Linked DNA regions of Mus musculus: region 1 is linked to region 2. The links are chromatin loops, found by intact Hi-C in ENCODE. Cell type or tissue: left cerebral cortex. All regions are shown on one strand. Each heading gives the region's core, and the rest is flanking DNA. Links, peaks and the distances in the headings are about the cores only.

The links. Hi-C counts contacts between places; a loop is a spot of excess contacts. Peaks named below come from ENCODE experiments on the same cell type or tissue, not always from the same donor. Only the 100,000 strongest peaks of a DNase experiment are listed, where the experiment ranks them.
Region 1: it touches region 2 in a loop (8-fold over the local background); 12 of 42 quality-filtered maps call a loop at or near these places.

The regions. Positions count from the first base shown.
Region 1 is chr7:14,315,806-14,319,660 of GRCm38, forward strand. No RefSeq gene overlaps it. Among named protein-coding and RNA genes, the nearest start is that of Sult2a6, 63 kb to the left of the region's middle. In left cerebral cortex, for the core only: a CTCF peak has its summit at 1,618 (motif pointing left); a DNase peak (open chromatin) is centred at 1,594.
Region 2 is chr7:13,287,357-13,291,211 of GRCm38, forward strand. Lig1 (ligase I, DNA, ATP-dependent) reads left to right here. Exons shown (of 29, transcript NM_010715.3): 6 at 1,308-1,403; 7 at 2,038-2,139; 8 at 3,831-3,855. Among named protein-coding and RNA genes, the nearest start is that of Lig1, 10 kb to the left of the region's middle. In left cerebral cortex, for the core only: a CTCF peak has its summit at 1,426 (motif pointing right); DNase peaks (open chromatin) are centred at 805 and 1,420; H3K27ac peaks cover 229 bases.

The DNA of each region.
Region 1 (3,855 bases), core at 645-3,144, 1.0 Mb after region 2:
TTTCGACATAGGCCAAGAGGACCCAAGCTGACTGAAATGCCTCTTCCCTAAGGAGTAGCCTCTACTTTATCAGAAGGAGCCATATAAGCTTCAAATAGAAAGAAGTAACCAACACTCTTACCCAGCTTTGTCACTTATAAACTACCACAGTGATCAGCCTGGCATGGTAATTTTTTGGGTGTTGTGGCATGTATAACTTGGTGTTTATCAGTAACCCTCTAATTGGGTCAACCTGCTCAGGGAGAGTAATCATGTGTAATTCTGGAAACCTAGCCATTTACCCAGAGGTCATGAAGTCATAGATCTTGTAGGGGAACCTACACCTTTGTGTTTTGAAATGAACATTATCGTCAGCTTCACTATAAATATGTCTTTATACATTCCAATATGTGCAGACCTCACTCCCCATCAAGGAAATTTCTCCTTGCCATGATTGATGCCATGAGAGAAGTCCAACCAATCAAAATGCAGAGTTGCTGGCTCCAGTCCCAACACATATATCTACAAAGCAACTCCTGCACCTCAGGCTAAGGCATCATTGCGGGAAAGGGGGGAGGAATTTTGCAGTGAGATTGTCTCCTAGAAATGTCAGAGATGCTACACCCATAAAGAAGTCTCACTAACATAACTAAACAAATGCAATACCTATAGGCATGGAAACATGTAAAGAAAAAACTCATGAGACCTCAACATTAGAATTATAGACACTAAAGTAATTGTGAGAGTGGGAGAAATACTTTTCACCAGGAGATGAGCACAGCTGTTGTCTATCTATTTCCAAATTGTCAGTCTTGAAAAAGCATAAATACAAGTAACACCGTATAGACTGAGCAAGTTATGTACTTAGGAATATTATATATGCATCAACAATCAAAGAAAAAAAAGCCATGAATTTGAAAGAGTTTAAGACGGGATACATGGGACAGTTTGGAGGGAAGAGAGAGGAGAAGAACGTGATACAGTTGTGTTCTCACAAGTTAAAAATAAAAAAAAATAAAACTTATCTTAAATTAAAAATTAAAATCATGATTATAAACAAGCAAAAACAAATATCTACATGTTAAGATATCATAAATGCAAAGGCCTAGAGATTAAAAACTCTTGCCAACAATATACTAATGAGGTCCTGAGGACTGTGTCTCAGTAGAGCACCTGCCAGATTTACCCCAGTGAAGAACTCAGTGAAGTAGCCCAGAGGTAGATAGAACACCCATCTAAAATTCACTGGTGAGACTGGTGACATGTCTCACCCACCCTTCACTAGCATATCATTTATATACCCTGGGCTCAATCTCTAGAATTAGATAGGGGGAAAAAAAACAAAACAAAACAATATCTCTTACAAGTTTTAGTCACACTGCCAAACTTCATGACAAAGTGTTATTTAAATGCCTACAAATCCTAGTCAAATTCAGTTTTCTGTTTTAGTTCAAATTACAAACCTTCTGCTGCTTCCCCATGTTTTCCTCCCACATAAAATTGTGGTATCCCTTATTTTCCCACATGTGAGGTCGCCTAGCAAACATAGATGGCAACTAGGAACCACAGGACCCATGATGAGGCTCTACACTCCTTCTGGAAGGCTGGTGTGTTACTTCCCTCTAGTGGCCACTCAGCAACATAACAGTTATGCTGCCTGGAGCCTCTGTTTTGCACTGGCAGATGAAGTGGTTTGCTATTTCTTGTGAGCCTACTGGATTACGAAGTAACAAAGAAAACCAGTCTTTGAGGACTGCAAAAGACACAAGTTACATTTCTAGTATCCTTGTCAAGTGGTTCAAAACTACCTGTAACTCTAAGTGCATACACCCCAACATCCTCCTCTCCTTTGAGGCCAACTGTGTGGACATATCCACACACCACAACAAAAAACAAATGAATGAACAAACAAATAAGTCCATTCAGCCTGAGTTACATAAAATACTGGCTCAAATGAATGGATAAGTACTAAATAATGTGGACACAGGACAAAATGGTACATGCCTTCAATTTCAGGGAGCAGAGGCAAGAAGATCTCCATAAGTCTGAGACAAGTCTTATCTACAGGCTACACAGGACTATATAATGAGTCCCTGATTCAAAATTATATTATGATGAGGCGCTGGAGTGACACATTAGCAGCTAATTGCACTGGTTGTTCTTCCAGAGTAAACAAATTTGATACCCAGCACTCAGTAGGGTATGCACACAACCATCTGTAACCTGACGCCCTTTTCTGGCCTTCAATAGCATCATTCACTAAAAGGCTATATCCTGGGGCTAAAAACTGGATTTGTGCTGCTTTCTGCCAGATGTCCTGAGGCTACAGTACTGAGCTCAGCTCTAAATGGACCTTCACTAATTTTCTAATGTCTGTCTGCCTGTCTCTCTGCCAACCTGCCTGCTTACCTGTCTGTGTATTTTATCTGCACTGCATGTGTGTGACTTGTGCCCTCAGAGACCAGAAGAAGGCACAACATCACCTGGAACACATGGTTATGAGCCACTATGTAGAGTCTGCAAGTCAAACCTGTTGTGTCTTTAGCAAGAGTAGTAATGGCTCCTAATACCAGATCATCCCTTCAGCACCTATGTTATTTTAATAGACTTATCTATTTTATATGTTTATGTGAATGACCTGAATATATGTTTATGTACCATGTGTGTGCTTTATAGACACAGAGGTACCTGGAACTCAGTGGTGGTGAGCCAGCTTGTACATGCTGAAAACTGAACCCAAATACCCTGGAAGAGCAGCCAGTGCACTGATATTTCTCTCCAGCACCTCATTTTTTATTTGAGCCTAATATGCTTTTGGGTACTTTAAAGTCTCACCAACACAGCTGCCCAAGAGACATGCAAACATTTATAAGGAAACACTCACAGTACCTCAACTCTATAGGCAACCAAGGAACACTGAGATAAGGAGGAATCATCTTCCCCAGGGAAAAGCATACCAATTAGTGGTCCAATACCAAATGGTGAACCCTGAAAACATACTAGTGGCATTATATTCACTGAAGAGAGTGTACCCATGCAATTAAGAATATCTATCTATCTATCTATCTATCTATCTATCTATCTATCTATCTATCTATTTATCTATCTATCTAAACACATATAATAACAATGAAAAGAGGCTATGAATATTTTGGTTTTTTTTCTTTTTTTCTAAAATTAATTTATTCACTTTACATACTGGTCATTGCCCCATGTACCCTTTTCCATAATCCTCCCCAATCATCTCCCCTCCTTTCTCCTCTGAGAGGGTGGAACACCCCCTCTCCCTGCTTATTTCCCTGTCCCTGGCACATCAAGTCTCTTCAGGGCTGGGTGAATTCTTTCCCACTGAGGCCAAACAAGGCTGCCCAGCTAGAAGAATATAGTCCACTGACAGGCAACAGGTTTAAGGGCAGCCCCTGTGCCAGTTGGAAGGGACCCACATGAAGATTGAGCTATACATCTGCTACATATGTAAAAGACATTACTAGGTCCAGCCCATGAATGAAATGGCTATGAGTTTAAATGTGAGCAAAAAGAAATGCATGAGAGGGTTTAGAAGGAGGAATGAGTGGTGGGGAGTAGTATAATTATAATATCAAAAATAAAGGAGATTTTGTAAGGTTTATCTTATTTTATTTATATCTCTCTGTGTGTCTTTATGTGTATATGCATATGTTCAAAAGCTACCCATAAAGGCCAGAAGAGGGTGTCAGGATCCCATGGAACTAAGTAACAACTGGTTTTAAGTTATCATATGGATCCTGGGAACTAAAATTCTGTCCTCTGAAAGAGCACCAAATGCTCTTAACCTCAGATCCATCTCTCCAGTTCCCACTTTAATTTTTGATTGACTTGCAAAAAATGTCATGCATA
Region 2 (3,855 bases), core at 456-2,955:
GTAAAGGTTCAGTGGACATCGGGAAGCTGGTGCATGCTGTCAGAACTCATTCAGTTCAGTCATGCCGTCTACAGGCATGAAACTGAAAACCCTAAACTCTGCAACACCTCTGGACCCAAGCATTACATATGGGGTGCTCCACGAAAGCAGGCCTCAGCAAGGGAAGTCTTTCCAGTCTCCCATGAGCAACTCGGGTGTGGGAATCTGCTTTTTTTATGGAATGCTATTTTTAAAACCCTAAACACGATGTGTGAATTGCCAGGTACATACGTACAGCATGTCAGATTTGGAAAACTAAGTGTATATTTATTTTCTTCTCCCCCCCCCCCCATACTGTGACAAAATCCCTTCCAGAAGCATGTAAAAGGTAGGAGAGTTTATTTTGGTTCCGTTTGACAGTGCAGTCCATAATGATTGGGAAGGCATGACAGCAGGATTATGTCAGGAAGCAGAAGCAGATAACGCTGGTGCTCAGCTCACTTTCTCCTCTTTGTTTTTATATATACCTGGTTCCCCACCCATAGTATGGTACTACCCAAACTCAGGGTGAATCCTCCATAGTTAAAACTCAACAGAAACCCTCACAGACACAGGGATTCCAGATTTAGTTAAGTTATAATGAATATGAACCCACACTCAGCATTAAAAAAAGACTGCTCGTAATTTAGAATTGAAATTGTACTGAGATCATGATATATAGTTAGAACTAGGTTCTCCAGTTTGGCTTTGTTTTCCTCTCCTTTAAACACTCAAGTTTAATATCACATATGCAGCTTCCTGAATGCTTCCCTGGGGCAGAGCTGACTCAGAAGTCAGTTGTCCATGTTGCCTAGTGAAGGTTCGGAAAAGGCATAGGTGTCACAAAAAGACTTTGAGAGGTAGGAAAACAGGACACGTGTGGGAATGCTAACACTGGTGTTTCTAGAGAGTACAGTGTGGTATGAAGAGGCAGATTGAGGATAGCATGTGACACGAGCTAGAGAGGAATGTAGTGGCTGGATCCTCAAGGTTCTCAGACACCATGCTGCGGGTACTGAGTACATCCTGTTATCATCATTTACTGGAGCTTGTTTCCTTTCTCATGATGCAAGAAAGGGAGGGACAGACAGAATAAATAACTCACCCAAGGTCACAGATTCAGAGCTGGAAAGACGAGGTGTACACTGGGGTAGTGGCTATGATAGGTAAGAAGAGGATGGGGATCCAGAACCTTCTAAGTCTCCACTTTCATCAGGCATTGTGTCTGATCACTGGGGCAGACATAGACAAACTGCTGGTCAGCTACAGTGCTCCCTTTACCTTTCCAGCGCGGAAGCAGCTCCCCAAACGGACAATTCAAGACACTCTTGAGGAGCAGAATGAGGACAAAACCAAAACAGCTAAGAAAAGGAAGAAAGAAGAAGGTGAGGGAGCGGGATGTTTGTGTGTGTAGTGTCCAGTAGGTGTCACTGTTTTCCTGTGGAGATTAGACTGTCGAGAGGGTTCCCTTTATCCTGGGATCAATGCAGGGAAACAGCCACAGAGATGGAGCTATTGATCATGGGGGCTGTGTGTGATGCACCAGTTGCAGTTGTTGACCCAGCCAGGATCTTGTTCATGTGATAATAATAAAAATCTCCATATGGCTTAGTTTCCCATGACAGGTTTGAATTATTTAGAGGAGTCTTGATTTCCTATTGGCAGTTTGTAGTCAATAAAAAAATTAACTTAAAGTTGGCGATTTTGCCAATTCTGAGTATCTCCTGGAAAAAGAGGAGTATCTTTGTTCTAAGGCAAATTTCCCCCAGGTTAGAGTCTGTAATTTTATCATTACCCTGGTGGTATGACTTTTTAGTATGTTTGTAAATCAAAATGTACAGGATAGGCAGGTGCTCCACTGCTGAGTTACATGGATCTTGTAACCCAAACTAAAAATGGAATTTACTCTGTGGTCCAGGCAGACTTTGGACTTGTGACCTTTCTGCTTCAGACTGTACTGGGTGGGAGTGCCTTTAGGCCTCACTTCCATTTAACTTTTCTGTCTGTCATGAGGAACAGAGACCCCAAAAGAAAGCCTCGCAGAGGCTGAAGACGTAAAACAGAAGGAAGAAAAGGAGGGGGACCAGCTCATAGTCCCCTCTGAGCCCACAAAGTCCCCTGGTGAGTTGCTTATTCCTCTAGCTTCCTGATCCTGCTTGGGGCATCACTTGTCTGTGGAGGGTGGTTCACTGAAACAAGGCACAGACTCCCCAACATGGGTTCAGTGTGAACTCCAAGATAATCAGAGGTTTTGCTTTTACTATTGGGTTTATTGCTTATTTTACCCCATGCATGTGGGAAGAAAGGAAAGAGCCCTAAATAAAATGCTTTTAGACATCATGGCTGTCAGATACAACAAACTGAGTAGGTGTTTATTAAGTGCAATATCTAAGCTTAGTTACAGGATTTAGAAGAGGGAGTATTCTTGCAGCTTCTGTTCCTTGGTGTCCTTGAGACCCCTGTGTCATGTTCACTTTTGCAAGGACACTTTTAGGCATATACATATACATGAATCATGTTAGTTGTTTTTTTCTGGTGGTGGAACCCAGGGCCTGATATATGCTAGGCACATGTTTAATTCTGAGCCATACCTCAGTCTTCTTACTAGTGGGAGAGGCAAGTACTCTGTTACTGAGCTACGGCCCCAGCCTCTTACTGGAGGATTCTTTTATTTATTTTTTTTAAAGAATTACTTAATTATTTTATGCATGTGAGTACACTGTTGCTGTCTTCAGACACACCAGAAGAGAGCATCAGATCGCATTACAGATGTTTGTGAGCCACCATGTGGCTTCTGGGAATTGAACTCAGGACCTCTGGAAGAGCAGTCAGTGGTCTAGTTGCTGAGCCAAGTTTCCATTGCTCACTGGGGGTTTCTAGGCAGATGCTCTACTACTGAGTCACACCCCAACTCTGTTTTGTCTTTTTGTTTGTTGGGTTGTTTGTCTGAGATCTTACTATGAGGTTGCTTTGTAGTTTTGTAATTCCCCTACCTCAGTGTCCTGAGTAGCTGGTATTTCACACTGATGGCCACTCAACTGGGTGATGAGGTTTCTTTTCACTACCATTCCTAAGTTTGCAATTTTTGGACCATTGTCAGCTATGCTTTCATTAGCACTGAGGAGTGAACATTAGGCCAGAAAGGCCTTGTATTTACATAGCAGATAGAGAAAGGTCAAAATTGCTCAATTTTCCACTCATAGGGTGCAATGACTTTGGGATTTTAATGTTTAGTGCTAGAAACTTTATAGTGAGTGGTAATTTTATGGGAGGTTTCTGCCCCATTCTATACTTTTTGCTCCAGAATAAATGACACAGAGACATCAGATTTTATTAACAAGCTGCTGGTATTATGTTTCGCAAGTTCTGAGCTATTCTAACCTGATTAGTCTATTAATAACCGGATAAATTGCCTGTTATTGCCTGCCAACTGAGTCTTGCTATTTCCATGTATATCCTCAGGGTGAGCTTCTCTTGGCATGTACTTGTGGTCCATTCTCATCTTCCACCCTGCCTCATGGCAACTGTCTTCTGCTATCCCTTTTCCTTCTCTCCCTTGTGGTCCCTACCTGAGATCACCTCATCTATCCAAAGTCCTACCTTTCTCTCTCTGGTGCCCAGTCACAGGCTCTAGCTTTTTAATTACCCGTCAGGGATTACTGGGGAACATTCTTCACAGCACATTGGTCAACACAATCCCCATGTCCAGACTGCAGCCTGATCTTGGGGTACAGAACTCAGCATCTGAATACAGAGTGTACAAAACCAACTCCAACACTGTTTGTATCACTATCTACCCCTTCTCATTTCAGAGTCAGTAACCCTGACAAAGACAGA